2 separate regions of the Homo sapiens genome follow, and region 2 is linked to region 1. Evidence: chromatin loops called from intact Hi-C (ENCODE). Cell type or tissue: gastrocnemius medialis. All regions are shown on one strand. Each heading gives the region's core, and the rest is flanking DNA. Links, peaks and the distances in the headings are about the cores only. Region 1 overlaps ATAD2B (ATPase family AAA domain containing 2B). Region 2 overlaps KLHL29 (kelch like family member 29).

Region 1 (8,522 bases), core at 178-8,177:
GGATTCCCTATTTAATAAATGGTGCTGGGAAAACTGGCTAGCCATATGTAGAAAGCTGAAACTGGATCCCTTCCTTACACCTTATACAAAAATTAATTCAAGATGGATTAAAGACTTAAACGTTAGCCCTAAAACCATAAAAACCCTAGAAGAAAACCTAGGCAATACCATTCAGGACATAGGCATGGGCAAGGACGTCATGTCTAAAACACCAAAAGCAATGGCAACAAAAGCCAAAATTGACAAATGGGATCTAATTAAACTAAAGAGCTTCTGCACAGCAAAAGAAACGACCATCAGAGTGAACAGGCAACCTACAGAATGGGAGAAAATTTTTGCAACCTACTCATCTGACAAAGGGCTAATATTCAGAATCTACAATGAACTCAAACAAATTTACAAGAAAAAAACAAACAACCTCATCAAAAAGTGGGCGAAGAACATGAACAGACACTTCTCAAAAGAAGACATTTATGCAGCCAAAAAACACATGAAAAAATGCTCATCATCACTGGCCATCAGAGAAATGCAAATCAAAACCACAATGAGATACCATCTCACACCAGTTGGAATGGCAATCATTAAAAAGTCAGGAAACAACAGGTGCTGGAGAGGATGTGGAGAAATAGGAACACTTTTACACTGTTGGTGGGACTGTAAACTAGTTCAACCATTGTGGAAGTCAGTGTGGCGATTCCTCAGGGACCTAGAACTAGCAATACCATTTGACCCAGTCATCCCATTACTGGGTATATACCCAAAGGATTATAAATCATGCTGCTATAAAGACACATGCACATGTATGTTTACAGCGGCACTATTCACAATAGCAAAGACTTGGAACCAACCTAAATGTCCAACAACGATAGACTGGATTAAGAAAATGTGGCACATATACACCATGGAATACTATGCAGCCATAAAAAATGATGAGTTCATGTCCTTTGTAGGGACATGGATGAAACTGGAAACTATCATTCTCAGCAAACCATCGCAAGGACAAAAAACCAAACACCACATGTTCTCACTCATAGGTGGGAATTGAACAATGATAACACATGGACACAGGAAGGGGAACATCACACACCAGGGACAGTTGTGGGGTGGGGGGAGGGGGGAGGGATAGCATTAGGAGATATACCTAATGATAAATGACGAGTTAATGGGTGCAGCACACCAACATGGCACATGTATACATATGTAAGAAACCTGCATGTTGTGCACATGTACCCTAAAACTTGAAGTATAATAATAAAATACAAATTTTAAAAAGTGGAACAATAAAAAAAAAATCAAGAGAACTCCAAATGGCTCTTAAAAACTAAATACCAAAGTAAAAATTAAGAAGGAATAACAGAACTGTAGAAAGGCCAAGATCTGAATAACAGTAGTTCTAAAAGTGAAAAATTCACTCAAGAAAATTTCTCAGACTAAAAGGACATGATTTTCCAGAGTAGAGAGGCCTAAGAAAAGTGTAACATTTAGACACACACCCAGACAGGTCTGTGAAATTCCAGAGCATCAGAGGAAAACTGAAAATTACGAAAGCCTTAGGAGAAGGAAACAAAATCAGGAAAACAAAACAATAAGCAGAAAAGCACCGACTTCTCAGCAGCAATACAGGATATAAATGAGAAAAGTCCAGATATAAGATTCAGTGCAAGAGAAAGGTGAAGGATGTTCGCCCAAAAAAAAAAAAAAATGACTATGCAAGACCTTGGTGTACACCAATGCAAAATTGGAAAGGGTTAGAATGTTCCAGGAGAAATTTTCTCAAGAAAATGAAATGCTATAATACCTTACATGTTTGGTGATACTAACAAGAGTTGGGGCCAGGCGCAGTAGCTCATGCCTGTAATCCCAGCACTTTGGGAGGCCGAGGCAGGTGGATCATTTGAGGTCAGGAGTTCGAGACCAGCCTGACCAACACGGTGAAACCCCATCTCTGCGAAATAAAAATAAATAATGCATGGTGGCGCATGCCTGTAATCCCAGCTGCTTGGGAGACTGAGGCAGGAGAATCGCTCGAACCCGGGAGGTGGAGGTTACAGTGAGCCGACATTACACCACTGCACTCCAGCCTGGGCAACAGAGCGAAAATCCGACTCAAAAAAAAAAAAAAAAGAGAGAGAGAGTTGGATTGCTGGGGATGAACTGAGGAACAAACTAGTTTTTAAAATTGTTTTTTTGAGACAGGGTGTCACTCTGTCACTCAGGCTGGAGTGCAGGTGCTGCGATCTTGGGTCACTGAAGCCTCAAACTCCCAAGCTCAAGTGGTCCTCCCATCTCAGCCTCCTGAGTGGCTGAGACTATGATGCATGCCACCAAGCCTGGCTAATTTTTTAATTTTTCTGTAGAGACAGGGTCTCATTATGTTACCCAGGCTGGTCTTGAACTCCTGGGCTCAAGGATCCTTCTGCCTCAGCCTCCCAAAATGCTGGGAATAAAGGCGTGCTGGGTTCAAACTCATGATTATACATAAAAAAACAGGTAAATAAATACAATGAAGACTATTATTAACAAAAAGGTGTACAAGAAAGGAAACATCATCATAGTACACTAAATAGTTCCACTGTCAATAATTTTTACATAGACACAATAATGCAAATACTGAATAATGATCTGACCAAAATTATAAACAACTGGGAGGACGAGAGGACAAGAAGTGTGAAACGTGTGGTGAGGGCAGATATTACTATATTTTAAATGGTGGGAAATCAAAAGAAAATGACTAAAACTGGAAAATAAAAAGTAGCCATCTAAGAATAGTATTTAGAAACATCAAATAATCAGCTACAGGTGTTGAAAACAATTGGCTCCTGGGAGAATTTTTTTTTTTTTTTGGAGAAGGAGGGTTCTAGAATCAGGGAACTGCTGTTTTTTATAACAAGCCTTCTAGAACTACTTCATTCTTTAAACTACATACATGTGTTTCTGACTTTAAAATATATAAATTTTAAAGATATTAATCCCATTTATAGACATTTTTAAACCCACAAAACAATGTTTATAGACACATACAAATGTTTAGAAAGATGACTGAAATTTCTTGAACACTTACTATGTGCCTGGTACTGTTCTAAGTGCTTTACATATATTCACTCAAATATGTAATCATTGCAGTAACCACCATGGGGTTGGTGCTATCACTGTGGCCCATCTTATGGATAAGTACACTGACCTGCAGAGGGGTGAAATAATTTGTCACATGTTGCATAGCCAAGAAGGAACATAACCAGGATTCAAATTCAGACAGTCTGACTCCAGCCGCATACTATTACCTTCTCAAATAAAATAATTTAAAACACAGACAGGATATTCGTCAAAATCATCACAGTGGCTGCCACCAGTAAAGAAAGAAAACGAATGGGATTGGGAATGGGTAGAAAGTAGACTTAAATCTTCTCTGAAATTTTTTCTTTTCAAAAAAGAACTAAAACAAGTATGACAAATTGTTAACATTTAATACTGGGTGGTAGGAACATGCATGTTGTATTATTCTCTGTGGTATTCTACTATTTAAAAATGTTTATTCCTAGAAAAACTTGAGGCCAGGCACGGTTGCTCACGCTTGTAATCCCAGCACTTTGGGAGGCCAAGGCGGGCAGATCACCTGAGGTCAGGAGTTCAAGACCAGCCTGGCCAACATGGTGAAACCCCCGTCCCTACAAAAAGTACAAAAATTAGCCAGGGGTGGTGGCACATGCCTCTAATCCCAGCTACCCACGAGGCTGAGGCAGGAGAATCGCTGGAACCTGAGAGGCAGAGGCGGCAGTGAGCCAAGATCGTGTTACTGCACTCCAGTCTGGGCAACACAACCAGACTCCACAGCAAGCAAGCAAGCACGCACGCAAGAAAGAAAGCAAGCGAGAAAGAGAGAAAGAGACAGAGAGGGATGGAAGGAAGGAAGGAAAGAAGGAAGGAAGGAAGGAAGGAAGGAAGGAAGGAAGGAAGGAAGGAAGGAAGGAAAGGGAAGGGAAGGGAAGGGAAGGGAAGGGAAGGAAGGAAAGGAAGGAAGGAAGGAAGACTTGAATACAAGCAAAGGAATTTACCATTCACCTTAATGATTGATGGGTTAAAAATTCAATCTCTAAAGCCACACCACAAGATAGGACCCCCCAACCTGATGTTAGCTGTGTAACCTTGGGCAAGTCACCTAAGCATTCTCTATTTCAGTTTCCCCTTCTCTTAAATGGGACCAACAACAGTACCTACCTCCCACAGTTGCTGTGATAATTAAATGGTTAATGCTTGTAATAATACCTGGCACTCAGTTGTCTGCTGCTACTAATACTACTGCTGTATTTATTGTCATCCAAGCATTTACCACTGTTAGGTAACATGTTGTTTGTTTACTCTTTGCTGACTAGACTGTAAGCTCCAAAAAGCAAGGACCTTGCTGTCCTGTCTTCAGCTGTTAACTCCCTTGCCAAGAACAGTGCTCTGGCACTTGCTTTATTTGGCAGTTGCTCAAATAAATCTGTGAAACAGATGTTGACCTGTGATGACAGAGAACTGCCTGTACTTTCCCCTGCAGCTGTCATGCTATTTCACTTCTCAGCCTATGCTTCTGTTGTTCCTTCTGCCTGGAAATCCTTTCCCACCTTGATGCCTCAGCTCAGGCAAGGAACCAGAAAGGCTTCCTTGAGGTTAGGTTACATGCTCCTCCTCTGTATACCTACAGTGCCTAATATAAAATTCAATCTTAACACATGCCGTATTAGACTGAAATGATGTTTGTTATCTGTCTACCCCCACAAGAAGCAGTCAAGCATAGTGATTAAAAGCATCAACTCTGGAGCCAAACTGCCTACATTTGAATCCTGGATGTGTGACCTTGAGCAAATTAATCTATAACTCAGTTTCCTGATCTGTAAAATGGGGATAATAATAGCACCTATCTCATAAGGTTCTTGTAAAGATGAAAAGAATTTGCATTTGTGTCTGTATAGCACTCAGAATAGTCTCCAGCACCTAGTAAACGTGATATAAGTATGTTAAATTATAAAAATGTCCTTGAAGACAGACACAATGTCTTGCTCATCTTTATGCTCCCTCAATGCCTAGCACTCTGTAGGCACTGAATAAATGCTTAAATGTTTACTGAACTGACAGCTATTACACTAGTCCAAACAAAAGGATTAGTGCCCAAACTAAGATAACAGGAATGGAGAAAGGGTGATAGGTATGAGACATGCTTAGGGGGAAAATAAATCAACAGAATGTGCTGCATGATTAGAATGAGATGGGTCATAAAGAAGATAAAGTTCAGGTTGACAGCTAGGTTTCTCACCAAGATAGGGAATATAAGGGAAGCAAGAAGGAAAAAGCAGAGTTCCTGGCAAATTTTTAATAACAAAATGCTTCATTCACTGCTTAATGAAATTTAAAAGTGCTTTAAGAGCTTTTAAGAGCACCACACTTTTAAAAAATAATGTGAACTCTGATCAACCATGACAGAAACCTGGCACACAACATCAGAAAGAATTTAAGCTCCATGAAGACACGGACTTTTTCTGTTTAGTTTGCTGCTTTATTTCTAGCACCTGCAACAGTGCCTGATACATGGTAGGCACTTGTTATGTATTTTATAAATGAATGAAAAAATGATTAAGGTAAATTTGTGCCTTCTATGTCATGCAAATCTAAAGGAATTAAATAAGCATCTACTGAATCCTGCACTGCTTCAAATTCCTATAGGGAATACAGAAGAAATATAATACTTTTCTATCTCCCCTTCCCTCATGAATAAATTACTGTTTTATAAATTATATTTACATAGTAACTTACTATGTAATGCAGTACAAAACATAGCTAATTTCTGAAGAAAGATCAGCATACGCCATATATATACATATGTGTAATATATATATATTACACATACATACATAGTATGTATATTATATATATAATACTATACAGCCCTGAAATATGGGCAGGGTTTAGATTCTGTAACAATACATCTGATGTAATATGAAAGGTCACACACACAAAAAAACAAGAACAAACTTTGGTAAAGTGGGGATCGACTCTAGAAAAGCCAGATAGAGATGAAGAGCAAATATAATGCCAACTTTCTCTGAAGTCTTTCCTTATTTCCCCCATTCCTAAACATAATTAATTGGTTCCCTTCCCAGAACTCTGAACGTTATTGTGTCCCTTCTGTTAAAGCACTTATTCCACTGAATCATTACTACTGGTATATATACCAATTCCCCTGGCAGACTCTAAGCTACCTGAGAACAGGAATATGTTATTTGTGTATCCCACATGCCTGGCATAATGTCAGGCACATAACAAACATATACATGTGGGGGTAAAAGAGGGAATGTATATATTTTTAAACAGTCACTAGATAACTTTGTAGGTGTCAGGGTACAGGGATAACATGAAATAGATTTAAAGATTTGCCTCAGATTTTACTGTAGTTTTGAGTCTTATGGAAACTAAAACTAGATAAATAAAACTTCATCTCCAGAATCCAAAAAACTTGATTGAGCCTCAAATTATAAGCTTTTTATCTAAACATTCAGACAGTGTTAAAAATATGTTTTGCAGGTTTATTATTAACAATCTTTTGATACAGACAAAAGTTGAAATTATAGAATCTGAAAAATCAGGCAAAACAAAGTCTTAACTAAAATCCATCTTTTTTACTGTGATTCAAAAAACAAAAGTAAGAATTTATATTGAGGAAGATCAGTGTACTACAGGAACATGAAAAGGTGTCTCAAGGCACACAGGAAAAATAGGTATTCTGAAGCCAAGAACATTCTACTCACTTGAAGTAAGCCCTTCAAAACTCTGGTATGAAATCTCTGTCCATATTATGTGCTATACTGTACAAAGTATACTGATAACAACCCGATAAAAAGGAAAACATTTTAAACTAATGAACCATATGACCTGATCATATGTTATCGTATAGTCTTCCAGCTAGAAAAACAAATCTCAGAAGTAATCCATTTGCTTCTATACAACATATTTTAGACAATCTTCAACTAAAACTAAAACCACGCTTTCTCAACATAAAAAGCTTTCAGCTAAAAAATCGTGAGGTGTACTTAAAATCTAAAAGGAACATATAACACGACTTTTTGGGTGCTTAATAACCAGCAATATGCCTCTCTCTAAAACAGTCTAAATCAGCTAGAAAAGTAGCACTGCATTTGTAGCCAACAGTGATCATAATTAAGCTAAAGAAAGACATGTTTTTCTTGTCATCTTTATTCAAGTATTTCACAGCAGTTATATTACAAATTACAGTAAATGTTCAAATTCCAGAATTCAAAAATTAAATAATTTACTTCAACTAATGTCAAATGAAGTCAAATGCAAAACATCAATTTAACACAATTCTAAATTAAAACTACAAACCCAAAATAGACCATAGTTGATGAAGTCTACTTAAACTACAAAGTAGACATACATGACTGAAACCAAATTGGACTCCCAAAGTCTAAGTAACCAGATGTACAGAATACAAAAGATGCAGGTACAAGCCCAAATTCAAGCTTACAATGTGATTACAAATAATAATTATAATAACAATGGCATTCAGCTACGGGACCTGACACTGAAGATACCTACTGAATAGCACCATAGCTGAACCAACTTAATCAAAAAAGGGAAGAAATTACCCACTCCCTAAAAATAAAATCCAGTAAACCTACAAATACATTGGCTTATGAGAAAAATCAAGTCATGAAACAACATTAAAAAAAAAAAATCACAGGTGAGATTCAAGCTCGAAAACACAATTAACTCCACAGCCATCAGTTTCAACCCTAGTGCGGTTCCATCATCTTCAAAAAGCCCCCAGGGTCCCCACAGCTGAGCATGAATTATTGCTGAGCTATGCTGTGATACATATTTTACTCATCTGAGAGCAAGGTTTTACATAGGAGCTTATCTTTATAATGCTCACAATAGGAAATAAGAACAGAGGTCAATTTGTACATATTTTTGCCAATGCTATACAGCAAAAATGAAAAACTTACAGAAAGGTAAACAAAATTGAGTCCACTTTTTTAATTTCACAAGCTGCTTTAAACTATAGAACCACCAGATATCTGTAAAATAAGCAAAACTGGTAAGTGTGTTTTTTTAATTGAGGGAAGGAGGGCCAGAGGAGTTGGTACAATTTCAGCTCATTGTTCTCCCCTTGGCATTAGATTGACTTTCTCTTTAAGACCTAAACTGTTCAAAGTGGCAGTTCCTATACTGAGGTTGCCTCCAATTTCTCCATCTACATTACGGTTAAAAAAACAAACAAACAAAAGCAACTTGATCTTTTGGAAGCATTTTAATGCTGAAAATAAATACATTTCCCTTTTCAAACTCACTGATGGCTAAAATCTTAATTAATTGTACAAATTTAGTAACCTACTAAGAAACATGTGCATTTTTTTTTCCTTTCACAAGTGCTGCTGTTACTTGAAAAGAATGCTTCTGAATTAGAATAACTGGAATAAATATTTAAAAAAAAATAGTGCAGCAAGAACCTGAGACTTGCAAAAAAC
Region 2 (8,522 bases), core at 111-8,110, 220 kb before region 1:
TAATTCTGTTGGGCTTGGCCTCTGCGCTTTCATGGGCTCAGATACCTAAGCCTTCCAGGGCCTCAGGTGCCTGATCTGCACCCAGGGAGGGCTGGAGGGAAAGGAGCCTGAAGGGGCTTTCAGGGCCTTCTGTGATTCGTTGACTACTTCAAACAAAAACAAAGCCTTCCCAGCCGGGGTGATGGAGGAAAATAAGAACAAAGCTGGCTGTGTTTGCTTGTGTTGGAATCCAAGGAGGGGACCTACTGGAATTTCCCTCCCTTTGCTGGAGGCCAAGGTCAGGCCACTGCCCTGACCTCTGTTTCCTGGGCCCTGAGATCATGGCACTGTCAGAGCCCACTGGGAAGGACAGGCGCAGGTGATTATTTATACAAGTCTTTTCTTTCAGTGGACTATTTACGTACTCCCAACACTTTAAGGAAAGAAACTTTGGTTTCACAGTGGATGAAAGTTTTCCCATGCTTTAAGGTGACTCTTTCATACATTTCTTCTTAGTACAACACAAATCTCATTATAGGAATTTCAGTATTTTAACAAAAGGAACCACAGTCATCGTAATGAGATCCCCGAATAAAGTTCAGTTCATTTTCATCTGTCTTTTCTCCCCAAATATTATTGCTAGAAATGTTACATTATCATAAACCCGAGTTCAGGATGCATAGTTTCCACAATTGTCTTCTTTCCTCCATATACAAATTCTGATTACTGCTTTCATTTTACAAAGACCACCCCCCCCCCCGCTCCCCCTCAGGGGTGTTTCCATCTTCTCAGATATTTTTCTTTGCCTTACCCCAAGCTACGTACATAACCGGATGGCTAGAATTAGGAGAGTCGATGGTGGATATTCCTGTATCCGTCTATCTGCCCCCTGCCTGCCATGTGGTGTGGGATACATGCAGGAGGTATCCTGGGAGGGGACTGCTTCGAGGGGCTTCCCCAAGGGCATTCCTTGTGGCCATGCAGAAGGCCATGCAGAAGGACTCCCAGGGAAGGCTGTGGCCCAAGCCCTCCTAGCCAGCTCTGCCTGCAGGAGGAAGGACAAGGGACTCCTACATGGCACCCTTGGAGGCGAGGTTCGTGCACTGGAAGTTTCCAAGCAGACTTTATTTCCACTCAGCCATGTCAGAAACCTCTAGCAGGACTGGTGCTCTAACTTCACACAGGGTTTCAGAGTCAGGGCCTTCTCCCTAGTACAGTGAAGCTGCAGGTGCAGCCTGTCCCCTAGGTCCATGTGCTGCATTGGGCCAGCTGGGCAGTCATGAGCTCCCTCAGCATCCTCAGGCCCAGTAGCCACTCCTCTCTGCCTCCTCCCTGGTGTCTATTGATGTCTCTGCAGGGAACATGCTCCAGGTGACCCAGACACTGAGCACTTTGCAGGCAGGCAGCATCCTCCCCATAGCTAAGAGTAGTAACTACCTGTACCCCATTTCTTGGGAGGAAACAGAGGCTCAGTTTCAGCACGTTGTTCAATAGACTGCAGCCAGATGGTAAACATCAGAGCCAGGACGTAAGGCTCTGTTGAATTCCAAAGCCCACACTCTTAAGCAGTCTGTGGTCTTAGTAGTATCATTAATTATGCAATGATGCATCAATACTCAGGGGTCCCGTAGAGGTAGTTGGGACGTTTATCCCTGAACTAAATGGTCAAAGCTCACTATGCTTACTAAGTTTGTGCACCTGCTTTTCACAGCCTTTCTGCATCTCCCCTTATTCTCATTAGTTAAACTTGCCATGGTCATTGTTTTTGCCTAAAGCACTAGTACCCACCTGACCTGCTGTGGACCTGCTTGTTAGAATTGTTTGCAAAGGAAGCATCCATAGGCTATGAACAAGGATGCTGGGGCTTGCCTGTGAACACCAAGCTTCAGTGTGTGTTTATTCTAAGGCTTTTTTTTTTCTTTTGAGATGGAGTCTAGCTCTGTTGCCCAGGCTGGAGTGCAGTGGCATGATCTTGGCTCATGGCAACCTCCCCACCTCCCAGGTTCAAGCAATTCTCCCACCTCAGTCTCTGAGTAGTTGGGACTATAGGCGTGTACCATCACGCCTGGCTAATTTTTGTATTTTTAGTAGAGATGGGGTTCCACCATGTTGGCCAGGCTGGTCTCGAACTCCTGACCTCAAGTGATCCACCTGCCTCAGCCTCCCAAAGTGCTGGGATTACAGGTGTGAGCCACCACACCCAGCCTCTAAGGCCCTTTTGATTGCTTTTTGAATTTTGGTTATGTTTGGGATCACAGAAGGATGCTTGTTCTTATTTCTGGGCAGATGGAAGACCTTTTACCTTTTTGAAATCTGATCAGAAAAAAAAAAAAGCTTTTTGCAGGTTGGAGAGTCATCAGGTGGGGTGGGAAGGTGAGGCGGGTCTTTTGGGTTCTCTTCCCACAAAGTAGGCTGGTAGCCTTGAGTATGAGTGGGGAAACCCATGGCTCAGTCTCTGGAGAGAGAGTTTCTTCTCCTCCAACCCAAGCCCTGAGTCTGGACCCCCGAGCTTTTATTCCTGACTCCAGTGGCAACTCTCTCTAAAGCCATCTACCACCTCCAGGCCAGGCTGTTGGACGTGCAGCTCTTCCCCTGCTGCCGCCACAGAGTTTACAGAGTAAGCCCAGCCCTGCAGAGGTGACCAGTGCTGTGCAGATGTGAGGACCTGCATGGACTCGACTTTGTCAGTGCCCTGATTGCGTTCCCTGTGGAGCTGACCACGAGAGCAGGTGTTAGAGCCGTCTCTGAAGAACTGAATGTTAGAATCTATGCGCCTGCCTGTGGGGGTGGTTACGGGCATTTAGTGGGGAGGGGGGATGGTTCTCAGAACCTTGGGGGGCAGAGGCATTCAGAACTGCCTGGCATTCTCACTTCCACTGGTTTCTTTACCAGCACCAGTGTGCATTTTGTTCAGCAAACCCGGAACTCAGGAAGCTTTGCCACCTGGGTGCCTGTCAGCGGCAGCACGGTCCACCCCAGGGTGGGCTGGGGCAGAGGGCCTGCATGCCACAGCGAGAGCAGAAAGGGAGCAGAGCCATTTTGTAGAGCGAGTTTTCCAACCCCTCTTATGATCCTTCCTCTATTCTAAAGCAAAGGACATAAATACTAAACGGTGGTTCTTGCCAGTGCTGATAAGGAAAACCAGTAAATGCAGGAGTCTCATTAAGAAAATCCTAAAATTTTAGTCTTATCACTGCTGCAACATAATACAGTAAGTATGTTAATTCTAACCTCCCTTAGCTTCCCCCCGCCAAAATCCCTTTCAGCTAAGGCTGGCAGGAATGAACTGCACTCTGGCTACAGACTGAAGCCACGTCTGATTTGGATTTTTTTCCTCGCCTTGGCTTCACGTAGTGAGTCTCCTATTTGGGTGGACATGGCTTTTACCCCCTCATACTTCCCAGCTGCCTTTGCCATTATTCAGTTCAACAAACATTGAGGAAGTACCTACTGTGTGCAGGCCACAGTCGTAGGAGCTGGGAAATGTCAGAGTCAGCTGAGTTCATCTCTTTGCAAGAGCCAATAAGCCGACGAGGGAGCAATGATTTATAGGCCAAGCCTGCCAGCCGGCCTTGTCCCCAGCAAAGACTCATTTCAACAAGCTTCTCTTCCAAGTGATTATTTGCTGTTTGTACTGCTTGGACTTGGCACGCTTCTACAATTCCTTTTACCAAAGAGGAAAGAGGGACCTTGAAGTAAGTACTTACCTCGTAAAGAGAAGATTCCATGCGTCTTTCGGGAGCTTGCCTAAACACCACCAGCGTTGCTCTGTCATGTGAATGAGTTTTTTTTACCAGCATGCCTTCCTCTTCCGAAGGCCTTCCCCATCTAGGGTTTTTTCTCCCCATGACACCTCAGTGTCGTAGGTAGCGGAGATGCAAGTGTTCCCATTTCTCGGAAAAGGAAGCCGATGCTGGAGCGGGGGATGACTTGCTCAGTGCTGTGCTAGGGAGTGGCAGAGCCACCCAGGCCCAAGTGCCCGGCTCCTCATCCACATCTCTTTCTATTACACCAAACCCAGAGCGGGCAGGCAGGGCAGAAGAGACTACAGAAGCACAGGCGCCTGCTGGGCCGGCCTTGGCTCGGAGGGGCTCAGGAAGACCCAGGAAGTAGCAGGCCAGGAAATACCTTTAGGTCCTGCCCCGGGCTCCCGGGAGGCGTCGGCAGGAGAAGCAGGGCAGCAGCTGTGAGTCACGGTGATGGATGTTCATGGCTCACGGGTGGGCGGCTCGCGCGTGCACTGGTGCCAGGGTGGCCACACGGCTGGCAGGCCAGTGGGCTGGGTGTCACATTTCAGCAACATGATCTCTGCTCTGCCCAAGTGAGGAGGAACATGCTTGCGGGCATCTGTGGCCTTCAACTCAGAGAGGGGGTGGGTGGAGGGACGAGGTGGTTGAGAGGACACCTCTGATTCGATCTGTTCCGTTCCTTTGCTGGCCTTGCCACCCTTTCCAGTGCTGTGCATGTGTCCCTCCCAAGAGTCCAGAAAGCTGGATTTAAAAGTCAAAGTTTCTGAAGGACTTCATGGTGAGCAGAACACATTTGGTATGAAAACATTACAGGAAAACAAAAGCCTCCCAGGCTTCCTGCCTCTCAGCAAAAGAATTGGAAGGCATTTTCCATGTGGGGAGGGAGGCCATTTCTATTTCATGGGGATCTTAAAAGTAATTTTGCTGCCTGTAATTTTTTTTATCCAAACTCTCTCAGACTTTGGTTCTCAGCTGGATGACTTAGTGATCTCTAAAATGTGCTGACATTCTGGCTCGTAAGAATACATACTGTTACTTTTAATGAATGAGATTTGTTTTTAAAAGATCTCCTCAAATCAGCTGAGCACTCCAGGTGCAGCTATGGCACTGATGCTGGGAGGGGAGGCCAAATGCCTGACTTCAAGGTGCTGGGAGCTAAGTATTCCTGTCTCGGCACGTAGGAGGGAGGAAAAAGCCAGAGAAGACTTGAGGACTGAGAATACAGGCTAAGGCCAGGCCCACGCCTGGAAGAGAAGAACTTTCTCTTTGTCTCCTTGCCCACTGCCTGTCCCTGAGCCTGCGGGACTGGGAGGGCAGAGGACACTTCTGGGGTTTGGCCCAGAGAATTTATTTCTTCTTTTCTTGTTTTCCGCTACACCACGTGGCTTCAGACCATGACATTTCTGTTCAATGCCGTCAGTGCCTTGGTTTGAGGAGAATGTCTGTGTACCCAGCTTCCATGGCCAAGAAGAAATGGTGGCCGGAGCTTGCTGGCATCTGCTCTTGCCCTGTCTCCCTTCCTCTCTCTCCTGCGTGACCAGCAGCCAAGGGACAGTTCCTTCTGGCCAGGCAGTGGGATGGAGCTAAGGGGGAGGAGATGCAGGAGCAAGGCCCAGACCCCCGTCCTGAGCTTGGCGGCGAGGGGCCTGGTTTTGCCCTGCCTGGGAAGAGTAAGGCATGGAACCTGCTGGGACTTTCCTCGCTCCCCAGAGGCCGAGTGAGCCCCAGCCCCTGCCCCCCCCCCCCACCCGAGGCGAGCCAGCAGAGCCAGGGCCCACCCGCTATTTTTAGAAAGCTATCAGGTGCGCAGGACGCCCAGTTGCCTTTTTCCACCTATTCGGGCTCATTCTAGGGATCCTGTGTTGCTGCCCCAGGCCCCACCTGTCCTGATGTGATTGTCTTACTGTGGCCTGGAGCTGGCACGAAGCTTCCTCCCGATGCAACCCAGCCACCCTTCTGGCCTCATCTGGCCATGGCAAGTCACGTCCCTGACATCCGTGGACCTGCAGCCATTGTGTCCTCAGAAGCGTGGATGTTGGGCCCTAATGTTTGCCCTCCTCTGCTTCCTTGAGAGGAAGGTAAAGGCTGAAAGGGAAAAGCAGGTTAGGAAAAACCTGGAATAGGGATCCCATCGTGAGGAGTGTTAAGTCATTGAGTAGAAGATTCTGGAGCCTTTGTTCTAGAGGAAGCTGCATGGAGTGTGCAGTCTGGCAGGGGATGCCCACGTGCAGTCGTGGTGTTCATTGCCAGCGCATGCAGTTCAGAGGAACGTGGGCGGTCGGAGGAAGCGTCACAGGGGAGGGGAAACCAGAGCTGTGGTCAGGGCATGCGGGAGGGGTGGCATCGAAGGCAGAGGGACCACAAATGCTGCGCTCTTGGCCTGGCAGCGGGACAGCCCATGCGTGACTAAGGAACGCCGAGGAGGCACGAGGCTGGTGCAGAGGGCTCTGCAGGGGCCGGGGGAGGAGAGCCTGGAGAGAGCCTGAGACGCCCTGAATTCCAGGTGAGGTGTCTGGACGAGATCCAGCAGATGGTGGGAAAAACCACTGAAGGTTGGAGGGGAGAGAGAGGAGCCTAGTGGGCTGGTGGCCTGCTCTGCCCTCTGCCTACCAGAGTGACCTGGCCTCCTCATGGTCATAGAGCAGCAGCAGCCGTGGGTCCAGAGCAGCACCTTTGTGGCCTGCCCTCCACACCCAGCTCACAAGTCTCTAGCGTGGGGTGAGCTGGGGTTGGCTCCGTGGCTCCCAAGAGCCCATTGTTAACGTCTCTTCCCAGCTCCTCATTAGGAGACAGCACCTTGGTAGCTCGAAACGGCCACAGTGGGAATATTTATACAACAGAAACTGATGAACGCTGCATGCACATCAGGGTCTGGGTGGGTTTTTTTTGTCCACCACCACCAGCAGAGCCGGGTGTTAAACATTTACCAGTATAGCTCTGGGTAACAGGGAGCCCCCGCAGGGTTTCGTGCTCGGGGTTAGCATGGTGGGCTGAGCAGTGACCACACGGGGCTGGTATCCTGCGTTGGTGGACATGTGTTGTGTCACTTCCCTGCTAGGAAGCTAGGATGGGGAGTGGGGATGGAGCCTCAACCAGGAGAACTGGGCGACGGTGGCCATGTTGGCCCATTCTGAAACCAGGCTCCTTAACATGGGCTCCCAGACCCTAGACACGGCTCACACGGAGGACACGTGTGTTTCCTGCCTCTGCTTCATCACCTGAGCAGGCCCTGCCCAGCTACACTGGACCTCTTTCCAGTCCTTAAATGCGACCTGCTTCTTCTCCCCTTTAGAGCCAGCACGTGCTTGCCCCTCCCTCAGAATCACGCCCCCCAGCCACCCCAGGGTGGGGGCTGGGCAGCATTAGTATACCACACTGTGTCTGCAGGGCCCTCGTGGGTGTTGCCCAGCAAAAGCCCCGCCATGCTGTCTGCAGCATCCCTTCTGCCTGCTCAGAGACTGTGGAGCCCAGAGCAGGGAAGGACTGCCCTTTCCTGGGGTGGGTGGAGAGGCTTGCCTGCTTAGAAAGCTGTGAGCAGAACTTAGAGGCTGTGAGCAGAACTTAGAGGCTGTTCATCTCCGGGCACAGAGCTAGAGCCTTTCTCAGCGAAGAGTCGGCTTGGTCTTGACAGCACGGTGAAAGCAGTAGGATTGGTTCAGTGTTCTCGAGTTCCAAAACACGCAGCCCACGAAATTGTCCAACAACCTCGCCACATGGGTTGTGCTCTCATTTCAGAGGTGAGGAAACTGAGGGCCAGGTGGTTAGCTTACACCCCAAGCCTCCATAGGAGCAACTGGTAGTCCCCAGGCCTTGATCTTGATTCCTGGAGCCCTAAACCCCGAGTCAGCTTTCTGCATTGAAGGTTTTGGACCATTCATCCCAACCAAACGTAGACATCAGGAGCAGCCCAGGCTCTGCCAGGAGATCAAGGTGCAAGGCCCCCAGGCTACTGCAGACCCCATCACCACCACCCCTCTGGGACCTGCCTCTAAAATGGGAGTTAATGGCGGCTGTGAATACACTGTTGCATTTGTTGCTCTTTTGGGAAAAGAAAAACCTGGCTTCTAAGAGCTGTTGTATTTTATTTTTCTGTAAAGAAGAAATTAATTTTAGTCTTTCTTTTTGGTTTAAAATGTTGTTCTTTGCTTTTTCTGCCCTACAATTTAAAAGGAAACATTTGTCTGTTGAGAAAAGAAATGGTAATTATAGACTAAAAATTGTTTCTATTCTGATTTGAAAAAGTGACAAAAAAAAATTCCATCGCACAGATGGGGCTCTGCTGACGGAGGGTGTTTAACAATGAAGCCCTGGGCCGGTTTGGGGCTCGGAATGGCTGGAGGTGGGTGTGGGATTGGGTGTTGTGGGGCGAGGGGCTGTTTCCGAGGCTGGTCTCCATTTCCGATGCTGGTTAGTCACTAGTTCCTGCACTCTCCGTGTGGTTCAACAGTGGGAGGAAGAAGACGTGACTGGAGATGTCACCTGTGGACCCTGCAGCCCTTATAAGGTGGGCTGTACAGGACGAGGCCACGCGCTCCCTTGCATGGACCCTGAGCCCAGAGAGCCTCCAGGCTTTATTCCCTTAGCCCAGAATTTCACTTTTCAGCCTCCCAAAATTACAATTGCTCCAAGTCCTTTGATCAATAAAGCAGGAAACTGATTAGACTGTGAAATTAAACTAATAATGTCACGCTGTTAACCCTCAATCAATGGGGACTGAGCTCAAAGTGAAGGCTACTTCCTAGATCCATATTACCCTTTGGACACACGTATTTACTTTTTTAAAGAAATCCTAGG

Evidence for each region. Peaks named below come from ENCODE experiments on the same cell type or tissue, not always from the same donor. Only the 100,000 strongest peaks of a DNase experiment are listed, where the experiment ranks them.
Region 2: it touches region 1 in a loop (7-fold over the local background); 3 of 110 quality-filtered maps call a loop at or near these places.

The regions. Positions count from the first base shown.
Region 1 is chr2:23,741,455-23,749,976 of GRCh38, forward strand. ATAD2B (ATPase family AAA domain containing 2B) reads right to left here. Exons shown (of 28, transcript NM_017552.4): 28 at 7,210-8,522. Among named protein-coding and RNA genes, the nearest start is that of ATAD2B, 180 kb to the right of the region's middle. In gastrocnemius medialis, for the core only: no CTCF peak of the experiment used is centred there; DNase peaks (open chromatin) are centred at 3,767 and 4,517; H3K4me3 peaks cover 333 bases; H3K27ac peaks cover 6,089 bases.
Region 2 is chr2:23,520,265-23,528,786 of GRCh38, forward strand. The region is part of intron 2 of KLHL29 (kelch like family member 29); the gene reads left to right. LOC105374325 (a long non-coding RNA gene) reads right to left here. Exons shown (of 2, transcript XR_939831.2): 1 at 3,687-8,522. Among named protein-coding and RNA genes, the nearest start is that of LINC02923, 140 kb to the left of the region's middle. RefSeq lists enhancers at 1-365, 2,940-4,139. In gastrocnemius medialis, for the core only: no CTCF peak of the experiment used is centred there; DNase peaks (open chromatin) are centred at 3,507, 3,857 and 4,257; H3K4me3 peaks cover 3,166 bases; H3K27ac peaks cover 5,337 bases.